3 separate regions of the Homo sapiens genome follow, and regions 1 and 2 are each linked to region 3. Evidence: chromatin loops called from intact Hi-C (ENCODE). Cell type or tissue: GM12878. All regions are shown on one strand.

The links. A loop is a pair of places that touch in the nucleus more often than their neighbours do. Peaks named below come from ENCODE experiments on the same cell type or tissue, not always from the same donor. Only the 100,000 strongest peaks of a DNase experiment are listed, where the experiment ranks them.
Region 1: it touches region 3 in a loop (5-fold over the local background); 28 of 110 quality-filtered maps call a loop at or near these places.
Region 2: it touches region 3 in a loop (9-fold over the local background); 5 of 110 quality-filtered maps call a loop at or near these places.

The regions. Positions count from the first base shown.
Region 1 is chr1:183,804,378-183,812,377 of GRCh38, forward strand. It overlaps RGL1 (ral guanine nucleotide dissociation stimulator like 1), which reads left to right and starts at 743. Exons shown (of 18, transcript NM_001297671.3): 1 at 743-947; 2 at 1,998-2,108. The coding sequence starts at 921. RefSeq lists enhancers at 2,363-2,422, 3,166-3,215. In GM12878, no CTCF peak of the experiment used is centred here; DNase peaks (open chromatin) are centred at 1,143, 3,574 and 5,994; H3K4me3 peaks cover 6,994 bases; H3K27ac peaks cover 5,713 bases.
Region 2 is chr1:183,605,203-183,613,202 of GRCh38, forward strand. No RefSeq gene overlaps it. Among named protein-coding and RNA genes, the nearest start is that of NCF2, 19 kb to the left of the region's middle. RefSeq lists enhancers at 4,031-4,180, 6,555-7,062. In GM12878, a CTCF peak has its summit at 4,225 (motif pointing right); DNase peaks (open chromatin) are centred at 2,198 and 4,265; H3K27ac peaks cover 3,861 bases.
Region 3 is chr1:183,911,830-183,919,829 of GRCh38, forward strand. RGL1 (ral guanine nucleotide dissociation stimulator like 1) reads left to right here. Exons shown (of 18, transcript NM_001297671.3): 15 at 253-439; 16 at 4,618-4,872. Among named protein-coding and RNA genes, the nearest start is that of RGL1, 110 kb to the left of the region's middle. RefSeq lists enhancers at 349-518, 4,216-4,405 and a silencer at 6,957-7,146. In GM12878, a CTCF peak has its summit at 4,331 (motif pointing left); DNase peaks (open chromatin) are centred at 662 and 4,322; H3K4me3 peaks cover 506 bases; H3K27ac peaks cover 2,621 bases.

The sequences.
Region 1 (8,000 bases), 110 kb before region 3:
TATCCCTATAGCAGATCTTTCCATTATGATAAAACTCCTGCTGGTAGTCATCTGATGAAGAACTTTTCCCTGTGGCTATGATCCTACTGTGTCCCTACAGTACAGGCAACTCAACCCATGGTGGCTACTCACAAAGACTCACAGAACCTCCAGGACACTGTCAGTCCTAGCAAAACCTTACCCTGCTTTGTTCCCTTCCCACCCCCAATGGCCAGTTACTGGGTAATTGGGGTGGTGAAAAGCCCAGCGCGATTTCCTGTTGGCAGTGTGCTGATGCAGGAGAGGGTATAGCCCCTGGGCATGGTTTTGGAATACCCGGGTGTCCTCTGACCTTATCCTCTGTCCTAATGAAAAACTTCCTGGCGTCTAGTATTGCGGCTCTCACTGGGGTCATTCTGACTTAATTATTCTAAAATCAAAATAGATAATAGGCAGATAATGGAAGTTTTTTGGACTTTCTCCTTCCATTGTTTTAGCGAAGGAAGAAGACACACACAAATCCTCCATCCCACACTCAGTTCTATTTTGGCACCTGGTGACCGTCAGGAAAACCTGATAAACTTGAAAGTGTTGTTTCCCAATCACCTTCAGAACTGGAGAAACGCTTTCATGCTGACTTTATCCATGGGACTGAAGAAAGGGAGAGTGTGCTCACAAGCACAAACAGGAAAGCCTTACATCACGGAGTGGCGTGGGGAGGAGTCTGCTCCTCGCTTGCTCGCTCGCTCGCCGCGCTCCCTTTGTGGCCCGAGTCGCGCGCACCGGCGGCGGCGGGGGCAGCGCGGCGCGTGTCTGTGCGCTGCGGTCGCTCGGGACCGGGACCGGGGCGAGGCGCCGCGGGGCTGAGCCCAGCAGACATTGCGTTGGCCTCCGAGCAGGGCGCATCATGCAGCGTTCGCGCACCGGAGAGAAAACTGAGAATGAAATTGCTTTGGCAAGCTAAAATGGTAACGAGAGCTCTCTGCCTTCTCCCGAGGCTTCTCTGGTGGGGAATCTTCTCCCGCTTTCGCTGGGCGTGTTTTGGACTCCCTCGGAGTGAACGGAGCAATCCGATTCCATACTTGTGAGCTAAAGCTCTCTCACTCCGCTTTGTATTCCTCTCTCTCTGCGTGTCTTCTCCCTTTCAACCGTACCTACTTTCTCAGCAATTGCCTGTGGTGTGTCTGGGGCAGATGCATGTCAGGAGGGGAGAACTTTGAAGGAAAAAGAACTGTTAGTGTGGGTGAACCGCGGAGCGCTTCTGCGTCCCAGCGGCTCTTTAACACAAACCTCAGGTTTAGCTGGGGACATGGAAATCCAGGGGGTCGCTGCACAGATTTTAGTAGAAGCTGCCTGATGATGTGTTGCTTTTTCTGCACTTGCCAGATTATTTTACGGAAATAAAAACTTTCCACCCCCGCTAACTTTGTGGGCTCCAAAACAATGAGGAGAAAAGACAAGCAAACCACTTCACTTCCAAAGGAGTGAGGACTCTTGGCGTTTTAAACACTTGTTTGTGTCTGAGTTTAAAATCTGGTTTCTTCAATGACCGAGCCACTCTAAAAAGTACAGACTTATTCTTTTCTTTTTTTCTTTTTCTTTTTCTTTTCTTTTCTTTTTTTTTTTTTTTTTTTTTTTTTTTTTTTTTTTTTTTTACAAAGAATTATTTTTCCTTTCACTTAAGGGGGACAAGTTAATCAGGACTAATCTAGTTTCTTTGTAAAGAAAAAGAAAGACTTCAAAACAAAACTATTTAAGATATGTGAGCAAGTCTAGGAGAAATAACTAAATGGAAAAGTCAGGGGATCCTGATACCACAGGAAGGGACTGCAAGCCAAGAAAATCTCAGCATTCCCTCTATCAAAATGTGTCTTGTATTGCGGATTGTAATATTTATTTTGAACAGCCCATCTTGTGCCCTGAGTGCTGTTGTAAGCAGCAAGGCAGCTGGGATAGATTGTGGTTAGCAGAGAGGAAAAAAATACTCTTTTTCTTTCTCTTTATCCCGTCCCTGGCAGAGCTCGATTCAGGACTGGGGTGAAGAGGTAGAGGAAGGAGCTGTTTACCATGTCACCCTCAAAAGAGTCCAGATTCAACAGGCTGCCAATAAAGGAGCAAGATGGCTAGGGGTGAGTAAAGCTGGCGAGATGGTGAACTTTGGAATTTCAGTGTCTGTCGTTCTGTGAATATCATTATTATTTAACAGAGGCAGGCTTTTTTTTTTTTCCTCTTTTCGCTTTAAAAAGGAAAATGCTAATGACCAAGTGTTTGCACTAGCTGAACAGGTCTCTTTTTGTATTTAATGTTTTCAAAAGCATCTTCCCTAGGTTTGTCAATAATTCAGAACCTCTTAGAAACATCTTGAGGTCTTTGGCAAATAGATTGGGGGTGGAGTGGCAGAAAATGACACACAGAATACAGGCCCAGAGAGCAGCACTCTCTTAGACAAGAGCCATAAGCAGCTTTGCCCAGAAGCCACCCTTGTCTCTCTCTGCCCTCCCCCAATTGATGCTGTCAGCGTCTGCCTTGCTCCTATATCTCTAGGAGGTACCCAGATTGCTCAGGAGACAGAGCATTCCAAGTCTGCATCCTTTGAGGGGTGGTAGATTTCCTATTGTGATCTCTTTTCTATATCTTGGGAGGAGGCAAATGGATGCTTAGTACCCACTACTTTGTGTGTAGAGTGGTGGGCCTTTGGAAAAATGCTGCTTCTGTAAACAGGACTCTTTTCCACTGAGATTGTAAAATATTGGGTGAGGTCATGCAAGTTTGTAGGTATCACCTAGTAGATCCTTCAACACATCCCAAATAAAGCGAATATGAGAAATGGAAAGCTCAGCGACAGGATCACTACTTGGGCAAATGTCAAACATGTGGAAGAATGAAGGGATTCTTGATCTGGAAGGAGAAGTAGTTCTCAGACCAGGCGGTGAGAGGCGACCCAAAAAGCCTTGAGAAAGAAAATAATGGTTGGCTGAATAGAGGGGGTGGAGTGTGATTTCACCTGGCTGGCCTTATTTTAGCCGATGGGCTTCAGAGTGTTGAAGATTTATGCACTTGCATCCCATCTTTAGCGGCTTGGAGTCTCTGAAAATTCAGAATATTTTGAGCAGCATTCAAAGGTGGAGTGTGAAGGAGGATAGGACACAAAATTGCACAGGGCCTCCTGTTAAGAGTAGTGGTAACGTGTGACTTGTAACTCCAGGGAGTTTAAGGCAGGATGGTGGCCCATGGCCGGCAGCAATCACTTCCTCTGCCATGAGTCTGCTGACACAGGCATTCATTGCTTTGGGCTTCCCCAGCTGCTTCAGCTCAGGCCTTTCCTGCTACTGTACTTTGGGCCAAGGTATCACCCATGAGGGCCAGAAATTGTTAATGACATCTGCAGGTGTGGTCTGGAAAGATAGGAGCTTTCCAGTGAGAACTAGAGGTCTTCACTTACCAAGTACCTACCTTACTCAGAATATGATTTTAAAATTAATTATGTATATCACTAGCAGACCTGATAGGGAAAGCAGAACTAGAGTTCTGACAAGTCATCACTTTGTTTTTGGTGGTTGTGTGTATGTATTTTATTTAAATGTGGCGTCCATGTGGTTTGGCCTCTAGCTATTTCAGAATGATTCACAACTTCTGAACCAGTTGTCTTCAAAAGGGTCATTACATTTTTTTGGTATCAGGTTATTCCTCTCTTTCTAATGAGACTGACTTTGCTTGGGTGACTGTTTTAGTTTTCAGCCATATACAACATTAGTTATGAGTAAGTCATTGGAAATGGAGGGGTTCACTCTGTAGGCCCCACATCTACAAACTGTCATGTATTTAGATGCTCAGAGTTATTTAGTAATCCCCACTGACTGTTCTCTTCACTAGACTTCACTTCTTTTCTTCTCTCTCCCTTCTCTCAGTGTTCTCAAATTTATACAGAGTTCAGAGTTAATTCACCCTGGATTCAACAGTAGATATGAAATACTGAGAAGGAGGATAATGTGAAAAGATTGGCTCTAGTTGATGGAGGAATCTGTCCCCCTCGCCCCCATTTCAACAAAGTGTGATTTACTGCTACCAGCCTACTCCTTTATTGCAAGTTCCTAGGGGCTCTCCAGCTCTAATCTACGTGTTTTCTTGTCTTAGGTGTCCTGTTGGGAAGTTCTGTTTTTGTCCTTGAAAATTCCAGACTTAATTAAATGTGACTCAACCCATTGAGCCATAGCAATTACAAACCTTTCTCTTTAGAACTGAGTGGCTTCCCCATGTTTGTTTTCCTGTATTCCAGTACCCTTTCAAAATTCTTCAAAGTAACTAGTTTCAGAGTTACTAGAGAGTGGGGTCAGGTGAGGAAATTATTGCAATATGACAACAACCTTCTGAGGAAGGTGGTGTTGTGATGATCTCTCTCTCTCTCTTTTTTTTTTTTTTAACATGAGGAGACTAATGCCCAGAGAGGTTAAATTGTTTGCCAGGGTCACACAGCTATGAAGTGGTAAACACCAGATTCAAATCCAGATGGTTGGCTCTTTGTTGTGAAGAATTTCCTGGGACCTTAAGGCTGTTTCCATAGTAGTAGAAAAGAACATTGGCTCAAAAGACTGAGGATGCTTTGGGTGTGCTTTTCCCTAATGTTGCAAGACTGGAGAGATGTAACTTTCTTTTCTTCATGTCTAGAATGATAACTTGAGCTGCAAATTGAGATATTTGTTGCGAAGCTATGATCTCACTGATAAACTCCCCATTTTGGAGGTTTAAAGCAGGGTGCATTGAAGATATGAAGATACGTATGAGGTTATGTAGCATGTGAGGATAGGCATAGCTTTGTTACGTGTCTGTAATGCTTATTCCAGATGCCTAAAAGATGGAACATAATTTTTGTATTTTCTAGTATTCAGATCTCAAAACATAATTAAGATTCAATTTTGGGGAGGAGAGCAAAATAATTACATATCCTCAGATGTGAAGTATTATACAGTCCAAAACATTTAGGTCATTCTTTTTTATTTTGTCTGTTAAATTCTGTGTTCAGTTGATCTTTTAAAGTAAAACTCTGTGTTTGGAAAACTACAACCAAGTATGTCCCAGGCCCAGTTTACTTGTACGTGCAGCTGCATCCTTGCCCATTGACGGTGAGATTATATTGGCAACTTTGAAAAACCAAATATTATTGAAATACTGACCCATTTTCCCTTTACAATAACATCTTTGGCTGGGATAATTTTACCCACCTATAATTCTCGAAGAAAAATGACTTCAATTATGTCACAAAATTTAAAAAATCTTAGGATTGGAAGAGACATTAAAGAGCAATTCCGAGCCTAGCACAGTGGCTCATTCTTGTAATCCCAGCACTTTGAGAGGCCAAGGCAGGCTAATTTGCTTGAGGCTGGGAGCTCAAGACCAGCCTGGGCAACATAGCAAGACCCTGTCTCTACTAAAAATAAAAATAAAATTAAAAAATTAGCTGAGTGTGGTGGTGTGTGCCTGTAGTCCCAGCTACTTGGGAGGCTGAGGTGGGAGGATCGCGTGAGCCAGGGTGGTCAAGGCTGTAGCGAGCCATGATTGCACCACTGCACTCTAGCCTGAGTGAGAGAGTGAGACTCTGTCTCTTAAAAAAAGAAGTAATTTCACCCAGACATTCACTTATCTTGTGATTTTTGGAAGAGCAAAGTGTCAAAACTTGTTATTTGTCTTTGGTCCCAGTGTTGTGGTTGTATATGGACAGTGAATAATATAGAAAAGAGTTAAGAAAATATCAGTATCCTCTGGAAGCAGGAAGTGTAACATTTCAGGATGAATACTCAAAGGGACAGAGGAAAAGAATTCAACTGTTTGGGAAGGGCTTTGGTGTCAGAAGTTCATGCTGTTGTCTTCAGAATATGACAGACTCAGGGTCCAAAAAACATGTCAGCCTAAGATAAGTTCCAAGTGAGGATATTTTTTTTACAAGCAAGATTGTGAGTGCTAGGTCACTTCTGCAAAATTTGTGGGCAGTGGAATGATCAGTGGTTAGTCACGTGGCTCTTCTTAGTCCTGTACTTCTGTGGTCATGCAGTCCTTGTGGTGGGGCACTGAGGCCTTTCTGCCCTGTGTCCAGTGTTTGTCACACCGTTTCCCACATAGGCTCTTGATAAATGTTTGTGGGACTGAGTTGAAATGCAAGATAGATGGGAGTCTGGTAAAGAGAGGGAAATAGAATGGAGAAAGTTGAATATATGTAGAAATAAAAGAACCTAGAAACATTAGGTCATAGAACGTGGCATTTGGGCAAATTGTGGCCAATCATGGGTTATGTGGGGACTGTGGTAAGATAACCATTTGTCACATCTGGATTGAGAAGTTGACTCTCACTTGGATGTTCTATTTAGATTGACTCTACCTGGCATTTTCATGGTGTTGCTATCCATGTTGCCTTCAAATGGCATACAGTTCCTGGAGTTTTCAGCTAATTTCACTTCTGGGAGCCTTCTCTAATCCCCCAGCTCTGGATGAGGCGTCCCTTCTGTGTGCTCCAGAGGCATTCTGCGTCTCACTGTTGTGCATTTACCTCACTCTGTTGTAATTGCCTGTTTACTTGTTTGTTATCTTCCATTAGACTGTAAGCTTGCAACCATGGCCATCTAGTTGGCAGAAACTCAATACATGTTTGTTGAATGAATAGGTCATGCCTCATCCTTCTTTGGGGGACTAATATTGTTTTTATAAGTATGAATGCATAGTTGGTTCTCATTTAAAACAAAGTCTACATGAAGATGTTCACTTACAAAGAAGAAGAAAGGGGCATGGGAGCAAGAAAAATCAATTAGGTAATGATTATAGCTGTCTTACACCCATTCGAGAACAAAGCAGGGCACAAAGGTATCAATTATTCATTTTAACGAACATTCCCCAGTGCCTTTTAAAACCAAGAGGTCCAGTTGTACTTCTCTTGCTGCTGAATGTTGAAGAAAAAAAAGGCAATGCATGAGTTAAAAAGCATTGGCTAGCATTACAATTATGTGTGGTTGGAAAGTGCAGGAGTGGGATTTTAGAATTGTAAGGAGATAAGCCCTAGAGGAGCCTTTAGTTTATAGTTGGTCATCCTTGTTTTCATCTAGGAAAACAGGCCCTTGGGTTGCATTATATGTGTCTATTGGAATGTTTAATTTAGGCTTTAGAAAGTAGATTTCAGAATTTAGCAGCTATGTGTAAATGAACCAACTGGTATTTTTAATTTTGACCTTAGAAACACGTTTTTAAAATTATTAATCCACTGATAGGGTAGCCTCTACCAATCAAGAAAATTTAGTAAATTTAAATTGCCTGAGATATTATTACACTGGATCCTTTTGGTGCTAGTGCTTTCAAATTCTGTTGGGATCTGTGTTAGGAATATGTGACATGTAATCAAGAATATCCATTTCAATTCACCAATCCAGGGAATACTCAGCTGAGTTCAAAATACATGTCAACTCCCAGCAAATACATAATGGCATAAATATAAGAGGCACATTAATTCCTTATACTTAAAAGTGTATATTCTGTTAAAACAATTTTATGAACATATTTTATTCTTATTTCTGTGAAATCATAAAGAAAAAGCCTCTTGGAGTTTTACTCTTAGAAAGAAAATGAGAGAAATAAGGTAAATACTGTGCCTTTCCACTTTAGAGCTTAGCTGGAATTTGTCACTGCCCAATTCCACTCCCTTTAGTTTCCTTTGCCCATGGTATATGTGTCTCTTTAAGCTTCCCCCTTCTAAATAATCAGAATTTTTTGACTGTCTTACGTATTTTATGTTAAGATATGCAAAAATGCACTACATAGTAAAACATTCTAATTTGTACCATCATATTCTTTTTACATAAAAAATTAGTTTCTATAAACAGAGCAAGAAAAGTTTTGGTTAAGTGGGGGAAGATAAGAAATGTTACTTCATTCCACCAGAGAAGCTCAGCTCTGTGTCTGGGTTGCCAATGGGTGTGGCTATCTCAAGACGTAGAGTTGATTTGGAGTTCTTTGGAGATTTTGGCAGTTTCTGGGTCATTTGC
Region 2 (8,000 bases), 310 kb before region 3:
AATGAGCAGGACCTGCCCGACACCTTCTCCGCTACAACCTCTTTTTCTACTGTCACTGCCCATTGTCATGGTGGCTCCCCAAAGGTGAGCCTGAGTCCATATTTGCAAGCTTTGCCCTGAAGACAATTATATATCTGATTGCTGTGGCTGCAGAGGCTTAGAATCCTTCAGGGGCAGGAGAGGTCCTGGCAGTAACAGTTATTCTCTATAAGTTCTTATGTGCCAAGAAAGCTCTGAAGTGCTTGATATGCATCATTTCATTTGTTCCTTACCCAAATCCATTGATAGTAAAAGAAGCTAATTCTTAGGTTAAGTATTAATCACTTGTTTAAGGTTACAGACCTCATAAATGATGAGGATTAAACCCAGGTTTGTCTGACTCTAAAGCCAATCTGTGCTCTGTAGAGAAGAGGGAAAGAGAAATTGCCACCTCCCCAGCATTTCATTGAATCTAAATACATTTTATTTTTTTCTTTCCTGGAATCCAAAGCATGTCAAAGACATTTCAGCCATAAACCTGGTTATTTTTTCCTATTAAGAACAAACATGATGGGCCAGGCACAGTGAGTGGCTGACCCGTGTAATCCCAGCACTTTGGGAGGCCAAGGCAGGCAGATCACTTGGGCTCAGGAGTTCAAGACCAGCCTGGGCAACATGATGAAACCCCGTCTTTACAAAAAAATACAAAAATTAGCCGGATGCAATGGCATGTGCCTGTAGTTACAGCTACTCAGGGGGCTGTGGCAGGAGGATCACCTGAGCCTTGGGAAGTTGAGGCTGCAGTGAGCCGTGGTGATCCTGCCACTGTACTCCACCCTGGGCGACAGAGACCTTGTCTTGAAAAGCAAACAAGCAAACAAACAATAAAAGCAGAGATGCTATTCTGCCTAGGGCAGGGAATGACTTGGCCCTTAGAAGTGTTCTAAAATTCTGATCCATGACCTGATAGACCCAAACCCTTCTACTGACACAAGTACAAAAGCTGTCATTTCTTGAGGGTAGCAGGGACTAAGGCCAGAACTTGGCAACTGGGGAAGAGGTTGGGAGCAGGAGAAGTCAGCATGAGAGCCTGCTAGGGCACATTGTATCTTGAGGGACTTCATACTTGAATTCACAGCCTTGCCTCCTAACATTTAAAAGTTTAAATAAACTAGAAATGTTTCCTTACCATGGGGACCAAAACAAGTTTCTGTAAAGGTAAATACATGTAAAAATAAATACAAAATAGCCATGGATATGAAAGCATGGTTAAGGAAAGCATGGATATGAAAGCCATGAAAGCATGGATAAGGAGGGACTCCTTTTAAAAATGTCCAAGACATTTGGAATTTGGAGTTCCTGGCATGGTGCTGTGTTTTTCCTGTTTGAGCTGTGGTGCTGGCCTCCTAAGAGCTCACCCCATTGCCTCAGCCTCAAAGGTGCTGGCTGAAGGGAGCTGGGCCTGTAGCTCCATCCATGCTGTCAGTGAGCTCCCTGGACCTAACTGCCTTTTCAAATCCCATAGGGCCACCTGCACGTTCCCAGATTTCTTCCCTGGCTTGGGCTGGGACATCTTGACAGAAAGGTAGGCAGCGGGGGGCAGGTGTGCCTAGCACTTTGGGAGGCTGTAATCTCAGCACTTTGGGAGGCTGAGGCAGGAGGATCACTTCAGCCCAGGAGTTCGAGACCAGCCTGAGCAACAAAATGAGACCCTGTCTCTACAAATAAAAAATTAAAAAAATTAGCCCAGTGTGGTGGCACACACCTGTAGTCTCAGTTACTTGGGAGGCTGAGGTAGGAGGATCTTGTAAGCCAGGGAGGTTGACGTTGCAGTGAGCCATGATTGTGGCACTACACTCCAGCCTGGGCTACAGAGTGAGACCCTGTCTAAAACAAACAAATAAAAGACAAAAGAAAATCTAGGCAGAGGATCTGATTGTCCTGCTCTTTAATAGTAGGACTGGAGTTTGGTGCCTTCTAGCTTTCCCGAGATTATTTGTGAAACTACAAATAAAGTCCTGCTAATGTAATTTGCCAAAGCCACATAGAGACACTCAACTACTTAGATTTTCTCTGCCTGAGGAAGAAGCAGATGAATCTTGGCACCCTGGGACTTTCATTTTAACTCTCTGGAAAAAATCTGTGTCATCTGCTGATGTTCCCACTGAGCTGTTTTCAGATTCTAGGTTCTAGAGCAAACTGGGTACCAGCTGGACACCCAGACACACAGTGGGGTTGGCCTACCGGGCCTGAGGAAGAGCACCGCACAGTTCACAAACAGGAAATGTCCTTTTGCAGAGGACTTTGGTTTTTTTTCAAGATAGAGTTCTGAGGAAGAAAAAAATGTGTTTAGTTGACCATGAAGTAGCTTTAAATATCAGATACTACCTACTCAATTCAGGTAACTAATTAACAAATTGGCTCTTTGTTATATCTTTAGGCCAAATGGTCATGCTTTTAAGTTTAGCAATTCAAGGTCTAGCAATTCCTTCATTTTGTTTATGCAAAATTCAAAATGCTGTATCTGTGAATTAATTATTAATATTAATATCTTCTAAACTACATTGTGATCATTTTCTCATCAGTCCTTATTCTCACTGTTGTTTTAACTAAGAAAAGGAAAAGGAGAACTGAAATCTAGGGTTGATGGCAAACTTAGTTAAGTCTTCAAATCATTACAAAGCACCAATTCACATTTGGCAGTGGTCTCTTGAGCAAAGACTAGGATGTGATCCTTGCCCTGAAAAATCTTATATGTAATTCAGGATTATATAGAAGGGCTTGGGTAAAACCTTCAGGGAACAGTGCTAGGCCAAATGAAAATACAGTAGTTGGCTGGGCACGGTGGCTCATGCGTGTAATCTTAGCACTTTGGGAGGCTGAGGCAGGTAGATCACCTGAAGTCAGGAGTTCGAGACCAGCCTGGCCAACATGGTGAAACTCTGTCTCTACTAAAAATACAAAAATTAGCCAGGCTGGTGGTGGGCATCTGTAATCCCAGCTACTTGGGAGGCTGAGGCAGGAGAATTGCTTGAGCCTGGGAGGCAGAGGTTGCAGTGAGCTGAGATCAGGCCACTGCACTCCAGCCTGAGAAACAGAGTGAGACTCTTTCTCAAACAAACAAACAAAAAAAGAAAATACAGTAGTCCCCCCTTATCTGCAGTGGATGCATTCCAAGACCCCCAGTGGATCCCTGAAACCTCAGATAGTACCAAGCCCTATATACACTATGTTTTTTGCTGTATAGTAATGAGTAGGGAGCATATACAGTGTGGATACACTGGACAAAGGGATGATTCACATCCTAGGCAGGGTAGATCCTGATTGTATGAGATTTCATCATGTTACTCAGAATGATGTGCATTTAAAACTATGAATTACTAATTTCTGGAATTTTCCATGGAATATTTTGGGACTGCAGTTGACCAGGGGTAACTGAAACCTCAGGTAAAGGAAACATCAGAAAGTGAAAGCATGGATAAGGAGGGACTCCTATAAGCTCTATGTGGTATGGGCTGGATACCATTTCCAGAAGATGTCACTGCCTTGTGCTTAATTTCCTAGGACTTTGAACACATATATTCAAATGAATTCTGCCTTGTTCCAGAATTAAAGTGTTCCAGAAGATTGGCTGTTCTGATGTGCCACTTCAGTGAACCAAAAGGATGTCTGTTTCTTTTTTCTTTTTTCTTTGGCTATCTTTCAGCCCCTTGGCCTTCAGTAAGATTTTCTGTGCCTTTTATAATGTGTGAAACTAAAGCACCTGTCTAGACCTCAGATGGCTCTTTGGGGTCCAGTTTGCTGCATCTCAAGCCAGCATTTGATTGGTTGTCATTATCGCTGTTGCTTTAGAAGTTATTTCCCAAGCATTTAATCATTCAAGTTGAGGTTTCTGTACTTCTGCTGATTACTCCATGCTTCCGTCCACCCAGCACCCATTTGGGGAGGTAAAATCATAGACTCTTAGGTTCATTTGCTCTTCCTGAACTTGGAGGGAAAACACCTGTTACTTTTGGCCAATTGATCCCCCAATTCAGGTCTCAGAACTAAACCACCCACATCCAGGGTGAAAAAGAGGAGACTTTCTGCTTCTGGGGGAGGCCAAGGATAGGCTAGGGTGTGAGGAGGGCAGAGGAGAAAGGACCCAGGCACGGGTGGTGAGTCCAGGCTTGAGAATTCATAGTGTCTCTTTTGCATGAATCTTATTCATAGTCTCTCTTTTTGCATGCTCCATAGCAGGCCACCAGGCGGCACTTGTGAAATGATAAATGGAGCTCTCTCATCCTCATCCAGTTTCTGGGTGTCTCCTGAGTCACATTCAGAACAGGGAAGTAAAAAGGGCTGTGAAATGAGCCTTAGTGTCATGTGGTTCTTTTTCTCTAATTGGGTCTGGCAGGCCCGGGCACAGGGGCCTGGGAAACATATCTTTTTGGCAAGGGTAGAGGGGAAATCTAGTGCCCTCTATTTTCCCATTCGGTATCTAAGCTGACATTCCGGATGAAAATCTCCAGAGGGCTGGAGCTGAACCATAATTATCCTTTTTTTTTTCTTTTTAAAACTGTACCAGTTAGTATACATGTGATTTCTAGACTTAGAAAACATGTCTTCACGATAAGAGGGATGCAGAACAAAAGCAAAAAACATCCACTTCAGAAAATTGCACTTCTGTGGCAAATATGCATATTCCCACTAATACAAATACTAAAAACAAAAGTCTGTATTTTTTCCAAACTCTCTATTTTTAGTTCTGTTTCTTCTGGCAGAAAATATAATCTCATTCAGTTCCAGGCATTCTTAGGCACTTCACGTTTAAACCTACTCAAGTTTCCCTACTCTGAAATCCCCAAACTTTTCTCAGGGGTCTGTCATATCTCCCTTTGAAGCTAGCTATTTCTGGGAGAGGTGGGCTTCCAGCATCCCTCCTCTGGACTCCAGCATCCCTGTCCAGGGTATAACTTTTGTTTCTCCCCCAGCTGGTCTCTCTCCCTTCTTAATCTTCTGGGGGGTGGAGGGGAGGGCAGGAGCAGGGTGTGGCTGGAAGAGGAAAGGCTGGTGGAGAGTGGAGACTGGTCAGCAAACACTCTTCATCCTGTCTTTCACTGGGACTTGTGGACCATTGCCAACTATTTGTCATTTCTTTTCTCTGGCTCCACCGTGGCTATTCTGTAGGACAAATGGCAGCCTCTTGCTTCTCCACAGGAATGGGGGCAGGTGGAGGAAGTCACAAAATAAAAGGGAGGGTGGGTGGGGGACTCATCCATGAATACTTCACAGTATCACGTCGCAAATTTTGTTTGTGCTGAGATGCTCTCCTGTCTCCTGTTACTCCATCCCTGGAACTGTTCACTATCGACAATGAATGCACCATTGCTGAGCAAAGGGCTCAGGGCCAACACCAGGGGCTTCACTTGGGACAGGCTGGAGCTCAGGGCAGAAGTTCCACAGGTCTTTTGTTCTCTCAGCATCCTGAAGAGAGATGTGTTTGGGGTTGAGCCAGGCAGGATACACTGAGGTCCTTAGTCCAGCAACCTGTGCAAAACTGGCACTGCCTTTGTTGAACCTTGAGATGAGTGCAGCTTCCAGCCCCACCTCTTAATTGTAGCCTGGGGGACACCCTCAGCCAGAGGACCCAGCTTAGCTGTGCTCAAAGTCCCAACCCCCAGCAACTGTGGATAATAAATAAATACATGTTGTTTTAAGCCTCTAAGTTTGATGGTAATTTTTAATGTAGCAGTAGATAAGTGATAGAGTAGGAAAACTAAATTGACCTTCTAGTCATTCGAATGGGGCAGAAACATGTTGTTGGGGGCAATAACATGTAAATTAACTATATCTGTATGGAAGATCACCTCTTATGACCTTCACTGTCTAGGATTTCTGAATTTGGAAACTAAGCCTTCTAGGGAGGGTAGAGAAGCCTCCAAGGAATGGTGCCCTGCCTCTTTTGTATACATATTTTCAACGAGAGGTCTTAATAATCATTGTTGTTCTAAGCTACTATGTTGTAGAGTAATTTGTTATGTAGCAATTGGTAGCAAATACATTCTTTGTCCGTTTTATTGTTCAGCATTTAGGTATTCAACCAATATTTTCTGCATACCTGCTATCTACTGGGCAACTAGACATAGTTACCTTGTCTAGTAACAGACAAGTAATTTGTACTGGGTGCTAGACATGGGAGATCTGAGGTGAGCAGAAACAGACACACTGCCTGTCTGCATGGAGTGGGCCATGTAGTGGTGAGACAGATAATCAAATAATCATATTTGTAAAATACAAATAATAAACATAAATTACAATAATGCCAAGCACTACATGGGAAAAGGGCAATATCTAGTCAAGGCTATGAGGGGAGCTTTATTTATTTATTTATTATACACATTTTTTGAGACAGAGTCTTACTCTGTCACCAAGGCTAGAGTGCAGTGGCATGACCATGGCTCACTGCAGCCTCGATCTCCAGGGCTCAGGTGATCCTCCTGCCTCAGCCTCCCAATTAGCTGGGAGCATGGGTGTGCACTACCACATCTAGCTATTTTTTTTTTTTTTTTTGAGATGGGGTCGCCCTATGTTGCCCAGGCTGGTCTTGAACTCATGGGCTCAAGTGATCCTCCCGCCTCAGCCTCCCAAAGTGATGGGATTATAGGTATGAGCCACTGTGCCTGGTTGAGGAGGATCTAATTTAGATAGATGGGGTTAGGAACAGTTTCTCTGAGAAAGTGAACTGAATGAGGAGTTTGGTGAATGGGAAGGATAGGAGACGAGCATACCAGGCAGAGGAAGTAGCATGTGCAAAGGCCCTGTGCTAGAAGGAGCAGAGTGGCAGAGGGAAAGCCACTGTGACTAGGACTCAGAGATGAAGGATGGGCAGTGAGGCTGAAGACAGAGGTCAGGCCACACAAAATTGTGTGGCCATACTGAAGAGTTTGGATTTGATACTAAAAGCAATGGGAAGCCTTTAAAGCCTTTTAAGAAGTAGAAAAATATAATTTTGATTTTAAATTTTTTGATTAAAAATATCTTGCTGTGTAGAGAATTGGTTGAAGATCACCAGTCAGGAGACCAGTTATGCAGTTAACAGTAATCTTGATATTGTTATCATCAAATAGCATGTTTACAATTCCCAGGCATAGTTAGCCTTTTGCTTGGTATTCTTTAAAAAGAGTAATTTCTATAGACATAGTTTCTGGCCTCCCAGAGTCTACCCCCTAAAAAATAAAAACAAAATTTAAAAAATGGTAGGTTCAAATAGAATAACATGCAGACACATAAGATAGATGAAAATTTGAGAAATGAATCCAGGTAAAACCCAGATCAATCCATCAATTAGCACATAAAGGAAATATAACTTACTTGAAAACCTACTAGATAAGCCAGACATATGGCACGCCTTATTGATTTATGCCTCATAACAACTTCATGTTGTAGATGATATTATGTTTACTTTACAGACGAAGAAACAGGCTCAGAAAGGTTAAGTTACTGGACAGAGGCCACATAGCTTGCTGAATCTGTTTTTCCAAAGTAAAAACTCGTTTTTTATACCACATTGCCCATACTTCTTATAAGACTCTATTTGCAGTCCTTCTTGAAGTGAAAAAAGTCTTGTTAATAATCAGACACCTAAATTCTAGTTGATCACCATAACATGTATTTTTTCTAGGCAATATACTTCTCTAAGTTAACCTCATTAAAATGGGGCAATAATACCTATATTCATTTATTCACCAAAAGCTGCCTAATACTTCAATAAATATAAGGGACCCCAATTATGCACAAGGTTTCATAAAGTGACCAAAGATAAATAATCCATGGACCCTAACCTAGCACAACCTATGTATGAAACACACATTTATTATTTTGTGTAATAAGAATCTCATTTCTGAGACCTTTTGGTCCTTACACTCCATCTACAGAGTTACAGTGAAAGTCACTATATTAGTAAAATGTGATCCAGACTAGGTCTCAGTTGACTGATCTAGAGGTTGAGTCTAGACTCAAGCTGGATCAATCAGAAGCCT
Region 3 (8,000 bases):
CCATTGACCTAGAAAGACTTCAGATTAGTACTGAATAATCTATGTGTTCTTTGAAGTTGGAAATACTCTTTTGGGACAAGATGTTTACTACTATTTGTTAGAAACTTTATAGCGAATGTCCTCCTAAAATAATAATGACAGAACACACAAGACTGAAAAAACATCAAGGGCTTAATCAACACAAAATATTTGCCTAATCATGGATTCCAGATTTGTAACAGCCCAAATGCTTGGCATTCTGTTTTTTTCCAGACTGTTTCTAGGGTCTGACATGATCACCAGTCCCACTCCCACCAAAGAGCAGCCCAAGTCCACTGCCAGCGGGAGCTCTGGTGAAAGCATGGACTCTGTCAGCGTGTCATCCTGCGAGTCGAACCACTCAGAGGCTGAGGAGGGCTCCATTACTCCCATGGACACCCCTGATGAGCCTCAAAAAAAGGTATATACTCAACCCTTCTCATAATTCCTAATGCAGGCACCTACATGCTCTTTGCCACACCACAGCAAGGAATGTCTGTTTTTAAGTGGATCACTCTATAGTATTTTGAAAGTCATGTTTTGAACAGGCATCAAAAGAAGAGTTCAATTTGGGGACATACTACTAATAGAAACAGGTGTAAAAGCACTAAGCAGTTTCGTTTATTCATTTGGCCTTTGAAATATTGTTCTATACCCACCTCTTAAGGCACTGGAGTTATTTAGGGGAAGTAGGACTTCTTAGAAAGAGCAAAAAGTCAGAGATGGAGATGTGTCAGGTTCTTGGTGCCATGTTTTGTCTTAGCCAAGCATTTATCACAATAATGTTGCATTGCATGCCACTCCAAAAGTCAGTGACTTAAAACAACCACTATTTATCTCTCTTATGTATCTGCTGGTTGGCTGATCTAGGTTGGGCTTGACACTAGGCCACAGATTTGGTCCAGGTCTGTTCCACTTGCCTCTCATTATTGTTGGAGTAACGGGCTACCCAGGGCATGCCCTTAGCATGCTAAGACGGACAAGCAAGAGGGCAAGCCCACTCGCAAGCATATGTCAAGCCTTTACTTGAGTCGTATCAACCAACATTCTATTGGCTAAAGTAATCATGTGGCCACATTCCACATAAGTAAATGAAGCAGAGAAATAGGCTCCAGTTTTAGTGGGAGGAACTCTGAAATCACAGTGCAAAGGGCACAGCTGCAGGGGAAGATGAGGGATTGGTAACAAGGATACATTCTCCCATGTTGGAAAAAAGGAAACTGATGAGAGGTGATAAAAGAATTTCCGTCGAGTTTCTATTTTCTGTGACTGCATAAATAAAAATTTAAAAACCAAAATATCTTAATCTTAAGATCTTAATTAAGACCAGTCTTCTTTTTTTTTTTTTTTTTTTTTTTTTTTTGAGATGAAGTCTCACTACTCTGTTGCCCAGGCTGGAATGCAGTGGTACGATCTTGGCTCACTACAACCTCTGTCTTCTGGGTTCAGGGGATTCTCCTGCCTCAGCCTCCCGAGTAGCTGGGATTACAGGCATGTGCCACCATGCCCGCATAATTTTTGTATTTTTAGTAGAGATGGAGTTTCACCATGTTGGCCAGGTTGGTCTCACACCCCTGACCTCAGGTGATCCACCCACTTCGGCCTCCCAAAGTGCTGGGATGAGCCACCGCACCCCACCAATATCAGTGTTAATCTTCTGTACACATCTGCTTCAATCTGTTGGTTGAAGGGTTTGGATCAGAAAGTCAACTATGACATAACTAGAATTTGCACCATTTGGGGAAGGTTTCTGGCTAACCAAGCTTACTCAATAGTGACTTCTGGCTCCTTAGCTTATGGTTAGGTCAGTAAGGTAGAATGTTGGCAATGGTTTCATCCCTTGGTTTATATCTGCTGCTCTTCAAGGGGACATGTGTGTTGCTTCACATGGTGTTAAAACAACAGTGGTAATCCTGGAACCCTCAAGTGACTTTGTCATAATGTAGCCAATCCAGGAAAAGCATCATATTCAGGATTCATCAAACTGAGATGACTAATTTGCTGCTCTAGTTGGATTTCTTAGCTTTCTGCTTTGAAATCCAGGGGATACAATCATTCATGCTCTAAATATTGAAAGAAAGCCTTCGTGGACACCTACGGACTGGCCATGCTCTCAAAAGGCATTTTTCCTCAACCCGGGATGTAGTCATTCTTCGTGACTTGACATACAAATTAGCTTTGTCAAAATCTGGAATGCAGTCTCATCATTCACTTTTTCACAGCCTCTGAGGTTTTATAGGCTCCATTTCTGATGGTAGACATTGTAGGAAAGTAATAACTGAGGTATTGCCCACATTATTGTGGGATTTCTCCCTGTCTCTCCAGGAAGGAGATGGAATCACAGTCACACCTTGTGGCATAGTGGAAATGTACATTGGTCCAAATGGTACCTTTTAAAACTATGCAGAAGCCCAGTGTGCTTTCTCCTGCACATCCCTTGCTTCATCTTTTTTGTCTCATCCCTCATCAGACTGGCTTTTTAAATTCTTGCAGAAGTCATGGCTCTTTATTCTTTGGATGAACCTTTCTCAGAGTCATACATTTCTTAAACATCAGTGATTCACTTGGATGCAAGTAGCTCCTGGACTGCACAATCCCTGCATATTAGCTAGAAAGGCTCGTGATTCTCCTGCTTGGCACATAGCTGGACTGAGCTGACCTCCACACTTCCTTCCTGACCTGAGAGCCTGTGACAGCCGCCTTCTCCAAAAGTCCTCCAGACTGTCATTCTTCCTTTTCCACAGGCTGCACTGTGAGGTTGCTCTTAAGGGTGAAGTGTAATTTATTTGCATTCCTTTCTTCATTCCCCGATCATGATTTCTAAATATTGATTTTTGCACTTGCTCCTCACTTCTTAAATTCTCAATAGGAATTTGGGGGCTCATCAGGCAGTCTGTTTAGAGCTGCTATAACCCAGGCATATTCTAGGCTTTATCTTAACTATAAATGTCACTAGAATCATAGAAAAATCTAACAAAGGAAATAGAGTTTGGATAGAGGAACATGAAGGCGAAAAAATTGAATGAATAATTGGAAAATGCACCCCCTTAACTAATATATCTGCAAAGAAACTTATGCTATTAACTTATCTATCATCAGTTAGTCCTCAAATTGAGCCACTAAGTTGATTCATTTGGGAACATAAGGAAGAAAAAAACCCAAAAACCAAAACAAAAACTAAACCATATTATGATAGAGCCACAATCAGACCCCTACCCATGAGAATTGTCACATCAGCTGGCTGGCTGTAAACTAACTGTGCAATAGAACTGAATGTATAATTATGCCACAGGAGGAAATCTACAGGAAATAAGATAATAGACTCCATTTTAATCAGAAGCCTGATAACCAGAAAGCTCAACTTCTATACTGTTTCCATGGAAAGGCAGATAAATATGAAAGAAATGTTATTTATTTTATAAATGACTTCCAGAATATTTTATAGGATTAACATGGTATAATTTAGCTTAAGTCATTCCGGGAAATTCTTTATAATTTTCTACAATAATAATGGGTATTTTAAATGGTTCAATTTAATGATTTTTAAAAGTACCTCTTCCAATAACTTCTTTCTTTGGTTATTGGTATTGCATGGATGAGAAATGTGTAGTTAATCAGAAAAGCATATTAACTGTAGTACTCCATTTCTTAATTGTCCTTGATACACATCATGAAAATGTATACAGTTGGCTCTACTAGCAAATGTGGAAAGTGGTGAAGCTGCTTAAAGGCTGTATTTCCCTTGAGCAAGTCACTTTTATATTCTGAATCTTATTCTCCTCGTCTTTATAATGCTCTGCATTTTGTTCACAAGACAGTTGTGGAATTAAAATGGGATAAGATAATATGAAAGTTCATGATAAGCCTCACAGTACTAAACATACCGAGGTAGCAGCATACTATGTTGATTCATCTTATTGTCATCAGCCACAGGCTGAGCCTTGGCCATGTGCTTGCTCTGGGAACTCGACAGTGGGAATCAGGGAGCTTGGGTTCCTGTTCTAGGGGTGCTGTCAACTAGCTGTGTGGACCTGGAGCCCCAGTTTTCTCCCTGGGTCTCAGGTTCCTCAGCAGAACAGGTATGGGACTAGTTGATGTCCAAGGCCTTTCTAGCACTAATATTCAATGCAGAGCCGTATAATCTGGGGTACTTCTCTTAGAAACTTCTAAAAATACAGAACTTTCTCTCTCACTACGAAATCTGACTGCAGTAGGACTGAATCAACTGCGTTGGCAAGGCTTTCCTCCAGCCCCGTAAGCTTCTGACTTCTTTGGGAACCCATATTGCCTCCAGTTTCTGGTGTCTGCTGCCACCTGCTGGTTAACTTCTATAAGAACAGCTAAAACCTAGGGAAATAGAACTGCTTTGCCTCACGTGCTTATAGAGTGATTAGGTCACACTGAGTCACCGATAGGCATCTACCACTGATGGGGACTCAGAGTACTTACACCAGGGATGAGACACATGTGTGCTGTGGGCTGTTGTGGAGGAAATAACTGCAGTCTATCAGTCTTGATATCTACCTCTGCTTTGAAAATTGCAAAGCTGTTGGCCAGCGTTCTAATCTGTTTTCTTCTGGGGTGTGTTTACTCTTCCAGCTCTCTGAGTCCTCCTCATCCTGTTCTTCTATCCATTCCATGGACACAAATTCCTCAGGGATGTCTTCCTTAATCAACCCCCTCTCCTCCCCTCCGTCCTGCAACAACAACCCCAAAATCCACAAGCGCTCTGTCTCGGTGACGTCCATTACCTCGACTGTGCTGCCTCCTGTTTACAACCAACAGAATGAAGACACCTGCATAATCCGCATCAGTGTGGAAGACAATAACGGCAACATGTACAAGAGCATCATGGTGAGGAGCAAGCCCTGACCCAGGAGCGGGTTTCCATTTAGATTGTGTGTCTGTGTCTGTCGGCCGCTCAGACTAATAGCCCTAAATATGCACACTCAATATTAGCATATACATATATGCATTCACACAGAAGGGATGTGTGTCAGTTCCAGGTCTCCCTGGGCATAGATGCTGAATGATATATGTATATAAAATATATATACATATATATGCACACACATGGTGTATATAGGATATAATTTTCACATCTTAAAGAAATGCTAAAACTTATTCGTTTAGGTCAGTATTAGCCATTTGAAAATTCTCAATTTGGGTGACAGTGTAAATGTGCTCCAGGGAGGATGACACAACCTCACACATTTTTGGAAGCCTTCCTATGGAATTATATGTCTGGTTTTATCATTGAATTTCCACACATTCTTAGCAGTGTACTCCCCTGATGGCAGATTTTTGTCATTTAGTCATTTGGATCAAACCTAGTTAATAAAGTGGATGATCAAGCTAGAAATACAGTTTGGGTTAATGAGGAACGATGCCTATAAAATGAGACTGACCTTTTTGAGCTTCTTGTAAAATCTGTGTGTTTCTGAGGACAATTGCAAAGATATTTTTAATAATGGCAGTCTTTTGGGAATACACACAGAGCCTCTCATGGCGATAACCTTGGGTATGTGAGGTCTGGTAGGTTTATCACAAGAATATAAACTCCTTAGTTTATGGGAGATAATCATGTATTGGAAATCACTTTATCCTTTGCAGCAAAATCCCACAGCTAATTCCACATCTCTCCTCATCTTTATCACTCGCCTCTTTGAAGGCACACTCAGTGCTTACAAGCTCAGGTCTGAATATGGCATAAGTGGTATGGAGGCTCCACATAAAAGCTTTGCTAAAGCATTTATTGAGTCAACAAAATATCAAACATTTATTGCGTTCTAGTCATTAGATCAGGCTTTGGGGATAGGGAGATGAGTGAGACATTTCTGCCTTTGAGGAACTTTTAATTAGAAAGGGAGCCCACAAAGCATTATTCACAATGTGCAAAATAATAGAGCCAAGATCAGGTGGTAAAGGGCCTTGTGGCCCACACAGAGGAGTGTGTTAATCCCGCAGGCAATAGGGTCTTGTTGAAGGCTTTTAAGTAGTGATGGGATTTGCTCATTAAGAAAGTCATGGCACTGTGTTTGCTGGAGTGTCGGGGTAGACTGGAGGCGGGGAAGCAAGTTAGGAAGCTGCTATCATGTTCCATGTAGGAGAGGATAAGGGCTTGAATGACGGTCATGTGGCTGGAGATGGTGAGGATTTTTGAAAGCTTTTGATGAGGTAGAATTGTAGAATCCATTCATTTAGTTACCAACTTTTTGGTTACTGTTGTGGAGGACTAGAGGCTGTCTGGGTAGTTGGTGGGTCTGTGAGATATGAACTACCAGAGGAGGATATTCAGGGACATTTAAATCAGAGGTACCAGTATGACATCAGATGGCATTGTCTGATAGATGGTCAGAAACATGGGCTGGTGCAAGGCTGGTGCTGAGATCAAATACTGGGAGTTGTCAAACCCCACAGGGGGGACGTGGTCTCGCGAGACTGAGTGTAGGATGAGGCAGAATGCAAGTGGTAATGAGGGAGGGGCTAATAAAGGAGCACCCGAGAGGTAGAGGAAACACAGGGAAGCCAAGGTCCTCCATGTGGTTACTGCCTGCTCAGCATGGTCTGTTCACCTGGCACCTCTTACCTGCACCAATCAGAGAGAATGTCCACTGCATAACTCTACAGTGTCTCTGAATTATAGCATGGATTTGTACACCAAACAGTTATGTTTTGGGACATGCCTGGTCAGCGTGCACTCTGCTCAGTCTGGGGGGAACTGTGAGTGGTTGGACTGCACAAACCTCTACTGCCCAGGAGGAGTCACAGGTTGTGCATGCTGTCTGAGTGTTGGGAGGGTAGTGAGCAGAAGATCCCCTGCCCCCTGCTCTGAGATTCCTCCTTCCCCAGCAAATGGGCTGCCTCTGTGAGAATCACCTCTCCTGCCAACCCCTTCCTGTGGCCCTTTATATTGCACCAGGTGGTGGCACTCACCTTTCATGAAAATCCTGCCAGCGCATGTCACAGGCTTATTCTGGAGAGACGACACACTGCTCTCGTGCTCTCATTCTAATCGTTAGGCCTCTCAGGAGAAACCTTGCTCACAGGACGTACCTTTCTGAAATGTATTATGCTGTGTGCTGTTGACCAGAAGATGGAAATAAATCAGTCCAGGTTCAGGCGAGACTAGCAGTTCTCAAACTTTTTGTTCTCAGGACCCCTTTATACTCTGAAACAGCATTGAATATTCCAAAGAGCTCCAGACTATGTGGGTTGTATCTGTTGATATTTACCACATTAGATATTTAAACTGAGAAACTTTCAAAATGTTGATTAATTCATTTAAAATAACAATAATGAACACATTGCATGTTAATGTAAATTTTATTTTTTAATGAAAAATATCTATTTTTTTCCAAAAATTATTGAGTGAGAAGTGTGGCATTGTTTTCCATTTCTGAAAGTCTGTTAAAATGTGAGTGAGACTGGCTTTGTTTTGTTTTGTTTTTGTTTTTACTGTGAGTACAGGGTACTGAAGAATACAGTGACAGCTAGTAGATTTGTAGTTAGAAACCACTGGACCGATTTGTGCTGTTGTGCCAGCAATTCCATCCACCATAGCTTCTGCAATACCTATGCAAATGTCAACACAAAGAAAAGACAAACAGCATCTTAGTATTATCATGAAAATAATTTTGATCTCATGGATCCCCTCACAGATTTCAGGGACCCCACGGGCCATAGATTGCACACTGAGAACTGGTGGCCTAGAGAACTTGCTTTGCAAGAGCAACTAATGTCCCTGGAATCCAAGGCCCTTCCATAGAAGAAGAGACAGCAATTAGCCCTTGTAAAATTACCTCCTCAGTGACCATGGAAAAATGTCTTCTACCACTGAACCCATCACTCTTTCGAAATGATCTTTCTCTCCATTGTGTCAATCACAGAGTCAGTCTCCCAAGATCCCTTACACAGGGAATGCAGTATTTCTGTCACAGGAAAGTCAATGAGGGCGACACCAAAGCATCGTTCAGTACCGC